Regions from separate parts of the Homo sapiens genome. Here region 1 is linked to region 2. The links are chromatin loops, found by intact Hi-C in ENCODE. Cell type or tissue: heart left ventricle. All regions are shown on one strand. Links, peaks and the distances in the headings refer to the core of each region. The heading gives the core; the rest is flanking DNA.

Region 1 (8,833 bases), core at 552-8,551, 77 kb before region 2:
CCTCGCCTCCTCCGGCCCAACTCCTGTGCAAAATGACCACATATGCCTCCGCTTTGTTCCCTGTCCATCTGTTTTTTCTTTCTCTCTCTCTCTCTCTCTCCCTCCCTCCCTCTCTCTCTCTCTCTTTCTCTCTGTCTTTCTTTCTTTTTTTTCCAGACACAGTCTGGCTCCATTGCCCAGGCTAGAGTGCAGTGGTACAATCACGGCTCACAGAAGCCTCCAACTCCTGGGTTCAAGCAATCCTCCCACTCAGCCTCCCCAGAAGCTGGGACTAGAGGCGCATGCCACTACGCCTGAGCAATTTTTTATTTTTGTAGAGACAAGGTCTCAATATGTTGCCCAGGCTGTCCTAACTAATATTGTACTACATCACACTTCTTCAAAACTTGGAGGTCCCTTTCCTGAGAGAAATTCTCAGAATAATATTGGACATTCTTCTGTCACTGGGCATTAACTGTGACATACCCAGATGTAAGGCCTTCTCCATATAATTTCCTTTTTCATTATTTTTTATTTAATTAATTTATTTATTTGAGACAGGGTCTCGTTCTGTCACCTAGGCTGGAGTGCAGTGGCTTGATCTTGGCTCATGCAACCTCCACCTGCTGAGTTCAAGCAGTTCTCCTGCCTCAGCCTCCCGAGTAGCTGGGACTACAGGTGCATGATGCCCAGCTAATATATATATATATATTTTTTTTTGAGATGGAGTTTCGAGCCCAAGCTGGAGTGCAATGGCGTGATCTCAGCTCACCACAACCTCCACCTCCCGGGTTCAAGCAATTCTCCTGCCTCAGCCTCCCGCGTACCTGGGATTACAGGCATGTGTCACCATGCCCGGCTAATTTTGTATTTTTAGTAGAGATGGGGTTTCTCTATGTTGGTCAGGCTGGTCTCGAACTCCTGACCTGAGGTGATCCGCCCACCTCAGCCTCCCAAAGTGCTGGGATTACAGGCGTGAGCCACCACGCCTGGTCAATTTTTTGTATTTTTAGTATAGATGGGGTTTCACCATGCTGGCCAGGCTGGTCTCGAACTCCTGACCTCATGATCCACCCGCCTCGGCCTCCCAAAGTGCTGGGATTACAGGCGTGAGCCACCGCACCCAGCCAATTTCCACTTCTTAATGACCAACTGAATGGCCCGAGGGCAGCAACTCCCTCCTCCACCCAGTGAGATCCCGGGGGACACACCATCTGTTTTCCTTGTCACAATGGCCCTCGGACGCAAGCACTCTTCACTGCCATTTCACAGTTGAGGAAACTGAGTCACTGAGCCAGTGGGCCATGCAGCGACTTGCCCCTGGCCACACAGCTGTCAGTTGGTGGCTGCCTCCATTCCTATCTCCACACTGCACTGCCTTCTCTGGCAGGGCCCCTGAAGTAGAAGGAAGGAAAGGACACCTTTCTCCCCAGGATGCGTGCATGTGGCCATGGAGTTCCTGTTCTAAAGCTTTGGTGAGGTCTGTTGCTGGGTGGTAACCTGCACATCTTCAGTGTGCAAAGGGCAGGTGTTCATATGTCATACATGAACCTGGGGAACCATCACCACCGTCAGGACAGTGGCCATTTCTATCTTCCCCAAAAGTGTCCTCATGCCCCTCTGCCCATCCCTGCAACCACGAATCTGCTCTCTGGCACTATCGAATTTCATTTCAGCAGACTGGACAGTCCTCAGGAACCCCGAGATGAGAGGGGAAAGGGCATTCTACAATCTTGGGACAATGACACAAAACAGGATGACCTGGTCCAGAAGATGGCAGTCAGAATTCAGTGTCCAGCCCTCTGTTCTTCCACTCCACAAGGACTTTCTCAGAGCCTGCTTCTTCCCCAGTCAGCTTCTGCGGCAGAACCACTGAGTTGACTGAGAGTCCAGCTTTCCCCTGGAAGGGTGGAGGCCAGCGTGGATGTGCTGGCAGCATCTGGTGCTGGTGAGGCGGGGAGGCAGAGTGCCCATGCCAGACCCAAATCCCTGCTCACAGGAAGCCCCCATGCAAGCAGGAGGGAGCCAGAGAAGCCACCTGGCTTGGTGGGTGGGAGAGCAGTTTGGAGGAAGACGTCGCTGAAGAGGGGACACTGGCTGCCAGCCACGCTCCCGCACTCAAGCAGTACTTTCTCTCCCCCGCAGTTGCCTACATGTTGGCGATGGTCTCCCCCTTACAAAAAGGGGAGCCTGGGGCCAGGCGTGGTGGCTCACTCCTGTAATCCCAGCACTTTGGGAGGCCGGTGTGGGTGGATCACCTGAGGTCGGGAGTTCAAGACCAGCCTGACCAACATGGAGAAACCCCATCTCTACTAAAAATACAAAATTAGCCAGGCATGGTGGCGCATGCCTGTAATCCCAGCTACTCGGGAGGCTGAGGCAGGAGAATCGCTTGAACCCTGGAGGCGGAGGTTTTGGTGAGCCCAGATCGTACCATTGCACTCCAGCCTGGGCAACAAGAGCGAAACTCTGTCTCAAACAACAACAACAACAACAACAAAAGGGGAGTCTGGGGGAGGGGCAAGGCCCTGTCTGCAGTGTCTCCCTGCTGAATGCCACGCACCCAGGATGGCTGCCAGCACCATGGGGGCTCACATGCAGGTGCTTTAGGCAAGAATGCCTGGGAGATCACCAGAAGGGCTGGCCAGCTGTCCTTTGGCCTCCCTCGATGTGGACAGAGGGGAGATGACAGGCGGTCCTGACCCACTCCCCCTGTAAAGCCTGAGTAGGATGGGCGGGAGACCAGTCCTAAGTACCAGGGGTTTATCCCCTGACCATCTCCGGCGTGCTCGGATGCTAGCAAGCACATCATGGTGTCAGAGAGGGGGTGCCAAGGCCAAGACAAGTTCAGCAGAGTGTGGACCACGATGAGATATATGACAAGGGGGCCTGGTGGCAGTGGAGGGACATGGGCTGCAGAAAAGGCTCCGGAGCTGGGGACATGCTGTTTCCTGCCTTCCATTCTGGGCAACCAGCCTGCTTCCTTTTCCTAACTCAACACGCAGTAATCCTCCATTTTCAGGGGAGGTCCCAGATTTTCCAAACTAGGAGGACATGATTGGAATATAGGAATGGGGCTGAGGTTCCGACATGACACACGAAAGTGCCTGTGACAACCCACATCCGTGGAATAAAGGAACCATGTGGTCATCTCACTAGCCACAGAAGCAGCACTGCACAATCCAATGCCTCTCATGATAAAAACACACTAGGAATAGAATGGGAACTTCCTTACCCTGATAAAGGACAGCTATGAAAAAGCCACAGCTAACTTTATACCCCCTAGTGAAAGACTGGAAGCTTCTTTACCTTTAAGATGAGGAACAAGGGAAAGACATTCACAGGCACTTCTATTCAACATTGTACTAGAGACTCCAGCCAGAGCAAATTAACAAGAAAAAGAAATCGAAGGGCCAGGAACGGTGGTTTACACCGGTAATCCCAGCACTTTGGGAGGCCGAGGCGGGCAGGATTGCTTGAGGCCAGGAGTTCAAGACTAGCCTGGCCAACATGGCAAAAGCTCGTCTCTGCTAAAAATACAAAAATTAGCTGGGTGTGGTAGTGTGTGCCTGTAATCCTAGCTACATGGGAAGCTGAGGCAGGAGAATCACTTGAACCCGGGAGGCGGAGGCTGCAGTGAGCCGAGATTGCACCACTGCACTCCAGTCTGGGTGACAAAGTGAGACTGTGTCTCAAAAAAAAAAAAAAAAAGAAAGAAAGAAAAGAAAAGAAATCAAAGCCATCCAGATTGGAAAGGAAGAAGAAAAACGATTTCTATTTGCCAATGACATGATCCTAATATGTAGATAATCCTGAGGAATCTACTAAACAAATTATACTTAATAAACAATTTTAGTAAGGTCGCAAGATATAGGATCAATGTATAAAAATCAATTTTTTTTTTGAGACAGAGTCCTGCCCTGTCACCCAGGCTGGAGTGCAGCGGTGCAATCTCAGCTCACTGCAACCTCTGCCTCTGGGGTTCATGCGATTCTCTTGCCTCAGTCTCCTGAGTAGCTGGGATTACAGGCACACATCACCATGCCCCGTTAATTTTTTTTGTATTTTTAGTAGAGACGGGGTTCCACTATGTTGGCCAGGCTGGTCTTGAACTCCTAAGCACAGGTGAGCCACCCGCCTTGGCCTCCCAAAGTGCTGGGATTACAGGTGTGAGCCAACACGCTCAGCCAATCAATTGTATTTCTATACAGTAGCAATGAGAAGGCTGAAAGTAAAATTAAGAAAACGATTCCATTTATGATAGCATCATAAAGAAAATACTCATGAATAAACTTAAACAAAAGTGCAAAACATCATGTAAAGAAATTAAAGACCTAAATAAATGGAAAACGCACCCCATGCTCATGAACAATACTACCCAAATTGATCCACAAATTTGATGCAATCTCTATCAAAATGCCAACTGGCTTCTTTCCAGAAATTAACAACCTGATCCTGAAATTAATATGGAAACTTGAGGGACTTAGAATAGACAAAACAGTCTTGAAAAAGACGTACAAAGTTGGAGGACTCTCATTTCCTTACTTCAAAACTTACTACAAAGCTGCAGTAATGAAAGCAGTGTGGCGCTGGCTTAAGAACAGACATTTTTCTAAAGAAGATCCACAAATGGCCAACAAGCACAAGAAAAGGTGCTCATCATTTAGCTAACAGGAAGTGCAAATCAAAATCACAATGAGATACCACTTCACACCCAGCAGGACGGCCATAACAAAAACCCAGAAAATAACAACTGTTGGCAAAGATATAGAGAAATTGGAACCCTTATATGTTGCTGGTGGGAATGTAAACTGGTTCCAGCCACTGTGGAAAACAGTTCAATGGCTACAGGCACACACTCCAAAGAATTAAAAGCAAGGACTCAAACAGATACAAGTAGACCAGTGTTCACAGCAGCGCTATTCACAACAGCCCAAGGGTGGAAGCACCCCAAATGCTCATCAACTGACGAATGGATAAATATGTTGTATATCACAAAATGAAATATTATTTGGCAATAAAAAGAAATTGACTATTGATACATGGATGAACCTTGAAAACATTATGATTAATGAAAGCCAGACACAAAAGGTCAGTTTCTATGAAATGTTTAGAATAAACAAATCCATAGAGACAGGAAGTAGATTGGTGGGTGCCAGGGGCTAGGAAGTTTGAGGGAGAAATGGGGATGTGATTGCTAAGGAGTGCAGGGTTTCTTTTGGGGTGATGAAAACGTTCTGGAATTACTGGTGTGGGCTGCACAACCTTGTGAGTATACTAAAAACCACTGACTTGTACACTTTGAAAGGGTAAGTTGTGCAGTAGGAGAATGATAGCTCAATACAGCTGTAATTTTGGAAGTGTTGTGAGTCATTGGCAGAAAATGGCTTGGAACACAAGGCTAGGCTAGAGACTTGGGGGTTCCTGGCCTGGGGATCCCAGGCCTCTGTGGATTGTAGATGGAAGGCGCTGCAGATGCACATGTGCTTCTTTCTGAAAATCAGGCCCATGAAGTGCCTCACCCTGACAAGGTGCGGACGAGGTTACTCAGGGGGGACAGGGAGAAGTGCCCCCTAAAGATGGGGGAGCACCCGTGTTTAAGGAGGCCGGGAGGCAGGCACGGGGTCCCAGAAGCTGACCTGTCTTTTGGAACAAAAGCTCCTTCTCCTCTGAAGAGGCTGGGACCTGGTGATGCGTCCACCCCCAGAAGCGCAGTCCCCTGGGACAGCTCATGGCTTGCACTGCTTTCCGTATCTACTTTTTTCAGTCCTCTTGTTTTCCCTTAGTTGTGAAGGATGGTTCTCCTCGTAAAATCCCGGCTTTGATTGGGCCAAGGAGGAATGTAGAAAGTGAAAGTTTGCAGCCAAACTCCCACGGTTTCAAAGGGAGCCCAGCAGGAAAGCGCACAGAGGGCGCATGCGGCAGTGGCCCTCCTCCTGGCGGGTCTCCTTGGGGTGGGCAAGTCCCTTCCATGAAGGAGAGCTTAGGGCGCAGAGCAGGGAGGGCCCACCCAAGTTCACCTCCCTGAAGGCAGGCCCAGCCCGACCTGCCGAGGCCTTCCCGGAGGGCTGTGGGGAGCCCCAAGGGCTACCGGTGTCGTCCCATGGCTCATTTCAGGCCTGGGGTGCAGCTCGGGTCGCTCTCCCCTATCCACACGTCCCCACGAGGTTGGCCTTAAATGAAGTGCGACACCAATCCTTCTCCAGGAAAGTCAAAACGGCCCCGGAGGAATCGCTTGGAGAAATCGCTTGCCGTTTGATGGAATGACTCCCGAAAAGGAAGCAGGAGGATGGGATCCAGAGTCCCCGTCAACCAACCATCCCAGCCCTGGAATCCAACACGGATTCCACAGGACGCCCTCTCGGTCGCATTCCTATCCCGCTAGGGGGCTGGCAATGGCCACACAAGGTTTCCAAACAGCGGGAACAAGAGACGAGGAGTGGCAGCCGGGAACTGAGAGGGAAGAAGGCGGAGGACAGCGAACGGGAGAAGCCGAGGGCCCCGCGCACCCCCGGAGAAGGGCCGGGGAGAGAGGACCAGGAGCTCCGCCAGGGTGGGGCAAGATTTGCGTCCCCGCCCTGCCCCTCGGCTCCCGCACCAGGTGGCCAGAGGAGCTCGGCTCACAGCGTGAAGTCAGTCCCCGGATTCCTGGGAATTCTCCCCCGTGCCCAGCCCCTCCTTCCCCCGCCCCCGCCCCCGCCCCGGAGTTCTCGCCGATCCCTGCACGGGTTCCCCCACGTTCTCCCAAGCCAACACCCCTCCTGCAAAGCACTTGATTCCTTCCCAGTCCAGACCAATAAACCCGGGAGTTGAATCCAGGCCACTAAACGCATACCTGTCTGAGCCCTGTCTGCTCCTGGGTGCCTTGACCTTGACCTCCCTCCACTTAGCCCTAGGAGGTCTCAGCCCACAGCATCCGGGACATTTCTCTAGACAGTCTGCAGGGTGCACACAGAAAGTACACAAATGCGGGGCCGGGGGAGCCTCCGCGCACACAGAGACGGGGCACAGGAACGCACTCACGTAGTCACGCCACGCACAGGCAAGAAGCCCCGTTCCGGGCCGCGGGGCTGGGCTCCAGGTCCGAGCTCCGGGCCCCGCGTCTCCTTCCCTCCCCGCGGGGCCCTGCTGGTCCACGCCCCGCAAAGCCCGGCCAGGCACTGCCACCCGCAGAGAGCCCAACCCGCTGATCCCGGCGGCGCCCACTCACCCGAGACGCCTAAGGCCCGGGAGCCCATCGTTCGGGCAGGGCCAGGCGGGAGTGGGTGTCGGGGTGGGCACCCAGCCCCCGGACGGACTTGGACCGCGCCCGGGGACGCCCACGCACTCCCACGCTCCAGGCCCGCCGGGATCTAGATTCGGCGCCCCCCGCACGGCGGGAGCCTGGCTCCCTCCCCCGCCCTGGGTCCTGCGGGGAGAGCGTGTGCGGGGAACTGCGCTCGTTGCTATGCAACCTCCATCCCGCGCCCGCCGCACCGCGCCTCCCGGGACGGAAGCGCGCCCCACCCGGGCCAACCCCAACTTCCCACCCCACCCGTGGCTGGTTCCCACGGAGCGCCAACACCCAACAGCCCCAGGATGGGAGGGTGCGGACGGCTCCCTACCTTGTCCTCCTCGAGCCCTCCCGCTCTCCCACGCCCGCCGCTCCGGGCCTCCCCACTGGCCCGCTCCTCCCCGCGGAGGGCCGCGCCCCCGCCGCAGCGCCGGCGGCCCTACCTGCAGCATCACTTTGTACTGCTCCTCCGGTTTCTGGACCACGCACATATTACATCCCATGTTGCTGGCCGGCGAGAGGAGGCGGAGGGCGGGAACGGGAAGACGCCTTTCACTGACCCGGGCGCGGGACCTCGGGTCCCGGGCCGGGGCCAGGGGCCATACCCTGGCGCGGGGGGCGGGCCGCCTAGCGGGGGAGGGGGGCACGCCCCCGAGGTGGGGGCAGCGGCTCGCCCCTCAGGTTAACTCTTCGCTGGCCGAGGCCAGGCGCGGGCATGCTCCCTCGCACCCGGCCAGGAGAAAAAGGGCAGCGGGGGATGGGCGGGCGCGCCGGGCGTTGCCAGGCTACGGCCCCCCAGGGAGCGCGGGGGCGCGCCGGGCCGCCAGGGGCCGTCAGGGGCCGTGGGCCGCGCGCCTCCCCGCCCGCGGGGCCCGCCGCTGCCGCTGCCGCCTCCGGCTCCTGCCCATGGCCGCCAGCCCCGGGAGCCCGGCCCTCGCGCTCGGCGCCGCGGCCCGGCCCGCGACAGGGGGGCAGCGGCGCGGCGGCGGCCCCCGCCCGCGGCCAGGCCAGCGCCCGCGCTCCCGCCTCGCCCGGCCGCGCTCTCGGAGCTCCCGGCGCCCGCTCTTCGTCCAGCAGCCGCTGGCCGTCTCCAGCTCCCGCCCGGGACGACGGGCACGCGAGCGCGCCCACGGCGGCGGGGGAGGGGCGCGGGCACGGGGCGCACGCGCGCCGGGAGGGGCGGGGAGGGGAGCGGGGCCGGCTGCGGGAGGGAGCGGCGGGGGCGCTGGAGCCGGCGCGGGAAGCCGGGGGCGGGCGCTCGACGGAAGCGGGCGGGGGTCCTAGGCACCCCACGACACCCGGCGTCCGGTCCTGAGGGGCGGGCACCAGGCGCGTTGTCTGCGCGATGCCGCTCTGGGAGAGAGGGGTCCTGCCAGGAGGAGCAGTCTCCTGGGTCCCCCAGAGAGAGTCCGCGATTTCAGCCCCTCTCCCCGGTCTTGGACGCAGCAGCCCTCACGCCTCTGCTCCTTCCTCGGGCTTCGCCTTAAATGACTGCATCCCTCCTTCAACTCAGCCATTCCCTGCTGTCTTTGAAACGGACACCTTTGTTTAAAACAAGAAAGAAAGAGAGAAAGGGAGGAA
Region 2 (8,833 bases), core at 653-8,652:
ACCTGATTAGCCCTGTATCTGTCAGAAGAGTTGAATTTATAACTGAAAAAATTCTCACAAAGAAAACTCCAGGTTTGTGTAAATAATACCAATTCTATACTAACTCTTCCAGAAAACAGAAAAAGAGAGAACACTTCCCAACTCGTTTTATAAAGTCAGCATTATACTCATCCCCAAACCAAAGATATTACAGAAAGGGAAAACGTAGACCAGCATCTCTCATTAATACAGATGTAAAAATGGTAAACAACAGCCAGGCACAGTGGCTCACACCTGTCATCCCAGCACTTTGGGAGGCCAAGGTGGGTGGATCAGAGGTCAAGAGATCGAGACCATCCTGGTTAACATGATGAAACCCTGTCTCTACTAAAAACACAAAAATTGGCCGGGTGTGGTGGCTCATGCCTGTAATCCCAGCACTTTGGGAGGCCGAGGCAGGTGGATCACCTGAGGTCGGGAATTCGAGACCAGCCTGACCAACATGAAGAAACCCCGTCTCTACTAAAAGTACAAAATTAGCTGGGCATGGTGGCGCTTGCCTGTAATCCCAGCTACTTGGGAGGCTGAGGCAAGAGAATCTCTTGAACCTGGGAGGCGAAGGTTGCAGTGAGCCAAGATCTCGCCATTGCACTGCAGCCTGGGCAACAAGAGTGAAACTCCGACTCAAAAAAAAAAAGAAAAAAAAGAAAAAAATTCAATACTCACTTGTGATAAAAGCTTTCAGTATACCGGGTGACAGAGTGAGAGACTATGCCTCCTCCCCACCAAAAAAAATATAAAAAAAAAAAAGAAGTTACACAAAATACTATGTACTCTTTTATTTATTTATTTATTTTTATTATTATTTTTTTTTGAGACGGAGTCTTGCTGTGTCACCCAGGCTGGAGTGCAATGGCAAGATCTCGGCTCACTGAAACCTCCGCCTCCCGGGTTCAAGCGATTCTCCAGCCTCAGCCTCTGAGTAGCTGGGATTACAGGCTTGCGCCACCACGCCCGGCTAATTTTTGAAAATACTACATACTCTATGATTCTATTTATATAAAATTCTAGAAAAGGAAAATCTATAGTGATAGATCAGTGGTTGCTAGGCTTTCAGGTAGGGGAAGAAGCTTGACTGCAAAAGGCCACGAGGGAACTTTCTGGAATGTCGAAAATATTTATTCTATGTCATGATTGTGGTTGTGGTTACACGACTGTATACATTTGTCAAATCTTACTGAACAGTACAATTACAATTAATGAATTTTACTGTATGCTAATCATACCTCAATAAAGCCGAAAAAAAAAAAAGTCATTCTGGAGGAGAGAAATCATTGCCTGCGGAGGGCCATTCCAGGGTGGTGAGTGCATGAGCACTGAAGACACCCGGAGCAGCTGCTGCAATAATCTGGGGGAGGAACGTGCAGGCAGAGAGAGCAAGAGGAAGTCAGACTGGGAAACCCCGAGGCAGTTACCCAAACAGCCCACTAACAGCAACTGCAGTCGGCCGCCTCTGGGGAGGAAAGCGGGAGGGGCCACTGCCTTTAAAAAAGAAAAAAAAAAAAAATCTCTGCAGTTTTGCCAGGGAGCCGCCTCCTGCCTGACTCTCACATGATGACCTGGAGGCCATCTATGGGTACGGCCCTCAAGCCCTCAACGCTCACCCTCCTTCTACCCCCCGCCCCTCACCCCAGCACCTGCTGGAGACCCTGGCCCTCCCTTCCACTCCGCGAGGCTCTTAATCTATCCAGTTCCATGGGCTGCCTTTCCGCAGCTATAAACAGGCTCTGTCCAGCTTTCCCAGTTATTATTCACTTAGGTGAATGGACACAATTAGATGATCATCCGCAGGCTGTCTTCCTGTCATCATTGGCACACGCACACACCCTCACACACGCACACACCCTCACACACGCACACACCCTCACACACGCGCACACCCTCACACACAACCCCCCCAACGCCACACACACACACACCACACACCCTCACACACAACCACCCACGCCACACACACACCACACACCCTCACATGCACACCCTCACACACCACACACCACACACACCCCACACACACGCCCACCCTCACATACGCACACTCTCACACACACCCTCACACACTCTCACACCCTCACACACGCACACCCTCACACACACCCTCACATTCACACAAGTACACTTGAGTTTTTATTAAATTTGTTTTTGTCCCCTTCAATCCCATCCTCCAACCCGTTGTTCCTCCCTATCTCCTGGGCTCTAGGTATTCTCCTTCGGGTCACAGTCCCTGTGAGGGCCGTTCCTGTTGACAGGCACTTGGCTCCGTCCTTCCCACTGCCCACAGGCTCCACCATCTGCACATGCACCCCTCCCACACAATCGGGGGCCTCTTTCTCCTCGTCCTTGGCTGCCTCCTCTTTGTCTTCCACCCCTTACAAATCCTTCAGGGCCCTTTAAATGCCTTTTCCACCTGCCTGCTCCCTCTAGCCCCGCTGCCCAGTGTTAAGTGGGTCGCACCATTTCTCTCCTGGGTGACAGGCACAGCTTCCACCAGCCTCCCTGCCTCCACTCTTCTCTGCAGAAGCCCATGTGCTCCTGGGGCAGAGCCCAGGTCCTTCCATCTCTGCAGCCACAGTGCTAGGCCAGCGGCACTTGCAGTTTGGTGAATGGAAGGTTCTGATCATGGGGAACCGGTAGATAGAGAGGGACAAACAGTGTCCCCCCAATCTGCCTCCTGTCCTCTTCTGCCCAGACACTAGGCTGGAAGATCAGGAGCCACACCTTGGCACTCACAGAGCCCTTTCTGCAAGTCTTAGAGGGACCAGTGGGAGGTGTGCACACAGGGGCTGCGCTGGCAGGAGTGGGGGCCTGGCACACCCCCAGGTAGATGCCCTGCCCGTTAACGCCCAAGGGCAGGGGCTTGAGTGACTCATGTGGGCCTAGCGTGAATCAGCACAGTCTGCCCTTCTTCCCATGGGAGCTGCTGCCCAGCCCCATCTTTCTTGGCCCCCGAGGGGTGGCTGCCCAGGGCCTCTCTCCTGGCACAGTTCCATGTAGTGCCTGCCCATGTGGCTCCCAGTTCCTCCCCGGGGTCCTGGCTGAGCAGAATGGCACTGGATCCTGATCTGGCTTCTTGCATCCCAGAGGAGACCGCCATGCGGGCCCTTCCTCCAGATTCTTCCCTAGTTTAACAACAGGAAGCGAGGAGTCCAGGGGGGCAGAGATTGCCACGGGCCTGGCCACATTGCTAGGGGAGGTCCCAACCTGCTGCTGAGATCCGGCACTGCACAGCCTCGTTCAGGCAGAGAAACTGATAAGGAGATGGTTGTCTGCTCACCCCAAAAGGTTAGCATGGATTCCTCGCCCTAGCCGGCTTTAGACGGAGGGAACAAAGGCTTTCCCAAGGCCCTGCCAGTCCCCACCCCTGCCCATCTTACCACCGTAGTCTCCCTCAATCATCAAGTCCCATTGCACAGAAGGGGAAGCTGAGGTGCCAAGAGCTGGCGTGGCCTGTTCAAGGTCACACTACTGGGCAGGGGCCAAGCAGGGGCTGGAGCCTTGCTTTCCTATTCCCCAGCCAGGGTCCCCAAATTCTCTGCCAGTTGAGGGAAGCCATCTCCTATTCCACTGATCTGGGTGGCATTAGGAAGGCCTTTTCTATGCTCCTAGATTAGTGACAGCATGCGGTTATTGGGGACAGCATGAGGATGTGCATGCGCTGAGGAGATGCAGCTGAAGCGTCAGGCCTGGGGTGCCAGCACTCTGCAGCCTGCCCCCAAGGGGCTCTGCAAAAACATGGCAAAGATGCGGGGTGTGATGTGCACCTGTGTGTGCTGCGGGTGTGTGCGTGTGTGGTGTTGGCTGTGCGTATGTGGTGTGTATGGCTGTGTGGTGGGTACATGTGTGGGTGTGTGGCGTATGGGAGTGTGTGATGTGTGCATGTGTGTGGTGTGTAATATATGTGTGCATGGTGTGGTGTGTGTGTGGTGTGGCGTATGGGTGTGTGGTGGGTGCATGTGTGTGTGGCGTGTGGCTGTGTGCATGTATGTATGTGGTGTGGTGTGTGCGCTGTCTCTGGAAAATGCCCACCCTGTGTTCCCACCACCCTAACAGGGCCGGGAGGGGCCAGGGTGCTGCCAGGCTCTCTGGGCAGGAAGAGGAGGCCTTGGCCGCGGGCCGGACTTGGGCCTGGTCCGTGAGGCTGTTTTGGTCTCTGGCTTCACAGGCAACAGAGAAGACAGACAAACAGGAAGAAAGCAGCTGCCTTGGGCTGGGCTGGGCTGGGCTGGCCTCGGCTGAGCCAAGCCAGGCCTGGGTGCGGGGGGAGTGGAAAGAGAACTACTGGGATGGGGGCTGGAGGGGGTGTGGGGACAGGGGAAGGAGAGAGGTGTTGGGGGAGGGAGGAGGAGGGCTCAGGTACAGGGAAGGTGCGTCCATACTCATGGTATGTTCAAGAACATGAGCGAGCGTCTCTGTGTTGTGTGTTTGTGGCTGTGTGGCTGTATCATGTGAGGTTGTGTGTGGTGGGAGGGAGCCCGTGAGCACACGGAGGTCCCCAGCCCCTCTTCCTAGGACAGGTAGTTGCAGGTGGGGCAGGAGGAAGAGGGTGGGGGTGTCCCTGGATCTCACAGGGGTTCGTGAAGCCTGGCTTGGCCCCTGCCCCACTCCTCCCTTTCCTGTCCCTCGTCTCCGGCCAACTGGGCCCTAACTGGGGAGGAGGAGGGGCCTGCGTGGGCCTGGGAGGGGCCCAGCGAAAGTGTTTTCACCCCTTCCTTGCCTGGGCCCAGCGAGGAGCAGGAGGACCCCAACTTGGGAAGGGGGCGTGAAGCTCCCATGAAAAAGCAGCGCAGTCCTGGGCCAGACCCACCGCTCTCTGGCCTCAGTTTCCCCACTTATAAAATGGGAATGCTGAACTAAGTGACCTCCCAGAGCACTGCCAACCCAGACAATCCAACCAGGGGGGCGTGGTAGGGTGAGGGTGGGCGTGGAGGCTATGGCAGTGGGAGGAGGGAGTCCTGGGCCGGGACCAGGGAGGCCCTGGGGAAAGGAAGGGAAACAGGAGGCCAGGGGAGGCCTGGGGGAAAGGGGGAGGGGGAGGAAGTCCCCTCCTGGCCAGGTCACTCCCAGAGGCTGGGCTGGGCCAGGGCAGGGCAGCCGATGGAGAGCAGATCTGAGCACCCAGCCACCTTCACGCCACCGCCCAGCTGCCCAGGAGCCCAGCCAGGTAAGGGGCTGCGCCTGCCTGCCCCCCTGCCCAGTCCCCAGCCCTCGGATGGTGGCCTCTCTCGGCCTCGGTTGGGGCAGGGGAGTTCTGCGTGTCTGTCTGGGGTGCCCACTCCCAAACCCGGGACTCATGGGCTGCCTGGGGGATCCTGGGTTCTGTGCATCCGTCTGTCTGACCATCCCTCTCAATCTTCCCTGCCCAGGACTGGCCATACTGCCACCGACACGTGCACACACGCCAACAGGCATCTGCCATGCTGGCATCTCTATAAGGGCTCCAGTCCAGAGACCCTGGGCCATTGAACTTGCTCCTCAGGCAGAGGCTGAGTCCGCACATCACCTCCAGGCCCTCAGAACACCTGCCCCAGCCCCACCATGCTCATGGCGTCCACCACTTCCGGTAAGGCTTGCCCCTCCATGAGTCCGGTGGGCAGAGTGGGTTTGACGATTCAGGGAAGCCCCTCTTTCTAAAGACCTCCTTCACCCTCACCTCTGGGTGTGTCTCTCCAGGCTGCCAATGAGTGGGGAGGGGAGCACAGCCCCACTTCCCCGCCAGGGCTGGGGCTGGGGCTGGGGCTGGGGCTGCCCTTCCTTCTGGACTGCATGAGCCTGGGGTGTGTATCCCTCATAACATGGCTTTCCTGGAGTCCCCTCTGCTAGGAGCCAGGAAGTGGGTGTCCGGATGGGGGCACGGGAGGCAGGCCTGAGTCCCCCTGCACAGCACCCTCTCTAACCAGGCCCTCTTCCCGACTCCTTCCCAGCTGTGCCTGGGCATCCCTCTCTGCCCAGCCTGCCCAGCAACAGCAGCCAGGAGAGGCCACTGGACACCCGGGACCCGCTGCTAGCCCGGGCGGAGCTGGCGCTGCTCTCCATAGTCTTTGTGGCTGTGGCCCTGAGCAATGGCCTGGTGCTGGCGGCCCTAGCTCGGCGGGGCCGGCGGGGCCACTGGGCACCCATACACGTCTTCATTGGCCACTTGTGCCTGGCCGACCTGGCCGTGGCTCTGTTCCAAGTGCTGCCCCAGCTGGCCTGGAAGGCCACCGACCGCTTCCGTGGGCCAGATGCCCTGTGTCGGGCCGTGAAGTATCTGCAGATGGTGGGCATGTATGCCTCCTCCTACATGATCCTGGCCATGACGCTGGACCGCCACCGTGCCATCTGCCGTCCCATGCTGGCGTACCGCCATGGAAGTGGGGCTCACTGGAACCGGCCGGTGCTAGTGGCTTGGGCCTTCTCGCTCCTTCTCAGCCTGCCCCAGCTCTTCATCTTCGCCCAGCGCAACGTGGAAGGTGGCAGCGGGGTCACTGACTGCTGGGCCTGCTTTGCGGAGCCCTGGGGCCGTCGCACCTATGTCACCTGGATTGCCCTGATGGTGTTCGTGGCACCTACCCTGGGTATCGCCGCCTGCCAGGTGCTCATCTTCCGGGAGATTCATGCCAGTCTGGTGCCAGGGCCATCAGAGAGGCCTGGGGGGCGCCGCAGGGGACGCCGGACAGGCAGCCCCGGTGAGGGAGCCCACGTGTCAGCAGCTGTGGCCAAGACTGTGAGGATGACGCTAGTGATTGTGGTCGTCTATGTGCTGTGCTGGGCACCCTTCTTCCTGGTGCAGCTGTGGGCCGCGTGGGACCCGGAGGCACCTCTGGAAGGTGGGTGTAGCCGTGGCTAGGGCTGACGGGGCCACTTGGGCTTGGCCGCATGCCCCTGTGCCCCACCAGCCATCCTGAACCCAACCTAGATCCTCCACCTCCACAGGGGCGCCCTTTGTGCTACTCATGTTGCTGGCCAGCCTCAACAGCTGCACCAACCCCTGGATCTATGCATCTTTCAGCAGCAGCGTGTCCTCAGAGCTGCGAAGCTTGCTCTGCTGTGCCCGGGGACGCACCCCACCCAGCCTGGGTCCCCAAGATGAGTCCTGCACCACCGCCAGCTCCTCCCTGGCCAAGGACACTTCATCGTGAGGAGCTGTTGGGTGTCTTGCCTCTAGAGGCTTTGAGAAGCTCAGCTGCCTTCCTGGGGCTGGTCCTGGGAGCCACTGGGAGGGGGACCCGTGGAGAATTGGCCAGAGCCTGTGGCCCCGAGGCTGGGACACTGTGTGGCCCTGGACAAGCCACAGCCCCTGCCTGGGTCTCCACATCCCCAGCTGTATGAGGAGAGCTTCAGGCCCCAGGACTGTGGGGGCCCCTCAGGTCAGCTCACTGAGCTGGGTGTAGGAGGGGCTGCAGCAGAGGCCTGAGGAGTGGCAGGAAAGAGGGAGCAGGTGCCCCCAGGTGAGACAGCGGTCCCAGGGGCCTGAAAAGGAAGGACCAGGCTGGGGCCAGGGGACCTTCCTGTCTCCGCCTTTCTAATCCCTCCCTCCTCATTCTCTCCCTAATAAAAATTGGAGCTCATTTTCCACATGGCAAGGGGTCTCCTTGGATCCGGGTAACGGTGGGTGTGGAGGCAGCACAGAGACATACACAGACTCCCCACACACACCCACAGTCACGTGCACAGCTCTGGAATCCATGGCGCAGGCAGCCAAGTCTTCAAAGCTGCAGGACCCCTGGGGAAGCTGTTCTCACCTCCAGCACCCACCTGCCCACCCGAGACAGAGAGCTGGCTCCCATCGGGGAATCAACACGAGGTCTTTATGAATCGCCACCCAGCCCTGCCAGGCATCTGAGCAAGGGTACCCGCCACCCAGCAGCCACTGATCAGCCTTCCACAAAGCTGCAGAAGAGGGCTTTCCCCAGCATCCTTCCTCAGCTGCCTCCAAAAGGGGCCTGGGCCAGGGCTGAGGGGCAGGCAGGATGTGGAGCGGGCATCCCTGTGTGCACGGCCCCATCCCACCTCTCTGCACAGGGTGAAGTGCAGGCACCCTGCACTTGCTGGACAGGGCTGGAGAGAAGCAAGGGGGCTGGGGAGAGTGGCCGGTCCAGCGGGTAGCCGCCGGGGGCACGCATCTCCAGCAGCGGCACCTCAGTGTGGCTTGGGGGTCGTGTCTAGGCCCTGGGGGTGGGAAGCTGAGGGTGAGGCTGGGGCCCCAGGGCCCCGGGAGAAGCCTTTGTTCCTGCCCAGGCGGCTGCTGGGCGGGGCCTTTGGGCTTCGGGGCCCAGGACTGGGAGAGGTGGTAGATGCTGGCCCAAGGCCCTGGCGGACAGAGGTCTTTCCCAAGAGCTCCTTAAACACAGAGTCCATGTTCTGTGCCACAGCCTAGCGGAGGGGAAAGAAAGGGAGAGTGACCAGTGAGTTCCCCCGACTGACCCTGCCCAAGACCCACCTGAGTTCCTCCCACTCCCAAAGCAAGCCCTCAGCCAACATCCCCAGTCCCTCAGCCTCCAGGTCACTCTCCCCCACTTTGCACCTGGCATCCCTCCTGTCCCTGTTGGTGTCTCTGTCACAGTCTCCTCTGAGGACAGCAATTCCTTGGTTTAGCCCGGAAGTGGGGACCCCCCTCTTCTCGCCCCCACTCTTTCCCTGGCAGAGATCACAGCCCCCTGCCCATGGCCTCAGGGACCGCCAGCGTGCGGGGACTCCCCAGTCAATGTCCTCCCATGGCGTCTCCTGGCTGCCCTGTCCCTGGCTCCCGCTCCTGCTCCTCCGTGTCTACCGGACCCTCCCTGGGCTCCCTGGGCCTGGGGGCTTGGCCACACCT

The links. Peaks named below come from ENCODE experiments on the same cell type or tissue, not always from the same donor. Only the 100,000 strongest peaks of a DNase experiment are listed, where the experiment ranks them.
Region 1: it touches region 2 in a loop (2.5-fold over the local background); 12 of 110 quality-filtered maps call a loop at or near these places.

What each region holds. Positions count from the first base shown.
Region 1 is chrX:153,822,544-153,831,376 of GRCh38, forward strand. It overlaps PDZD4 (PDZ domain containing 4), which reads right to left and starts at 8,001. Exons shown (of 8, transcript NM_001303512.2): 1 at 7,696-8,001. The coding sequence starts at 7,755. RefSeq lists an enhancer at 4,381-4,959. In heart left ventricle, for the core only: no CTCF peak of the experiment used is centred there; no DNase peak of the experiment used is centred there; H3K4me3 peaks cover 2,479 bases.
Region 2 is chrX:153,899,572-153,908,404 of GRCh38, forward strand. It overlaps AVPR2 (arginine vasopressin receptor 2), which reads left to right and starts at 5,102. Exons shown (of 4, transcript NM_000054.7): 1 at 5,102-5,200; 2 at 5,403-5,599; 3 at 5,961-6,845; 4 at 6,952-7,595. The coding sequence starts at 5,575. The coding sequence ends at 7,157. It overlaps ARHGAP4 (Rho GTPase activating protein 4), which reads right to left. Exons shown (of 22, transcript NM_001666.5): 22 at 7,807-8,391. The coding sequence ends at 8,158. In heart left ventricle, for the core only: no CTCF peak of the experiment used is centred there; DNase peaks (open chromatin) are centred at 1,454, 4,177, 4,677 and 6,250; H3K4me3 peaks cover 1,084 bases; H3K27ac peaks cover 1,511 bases.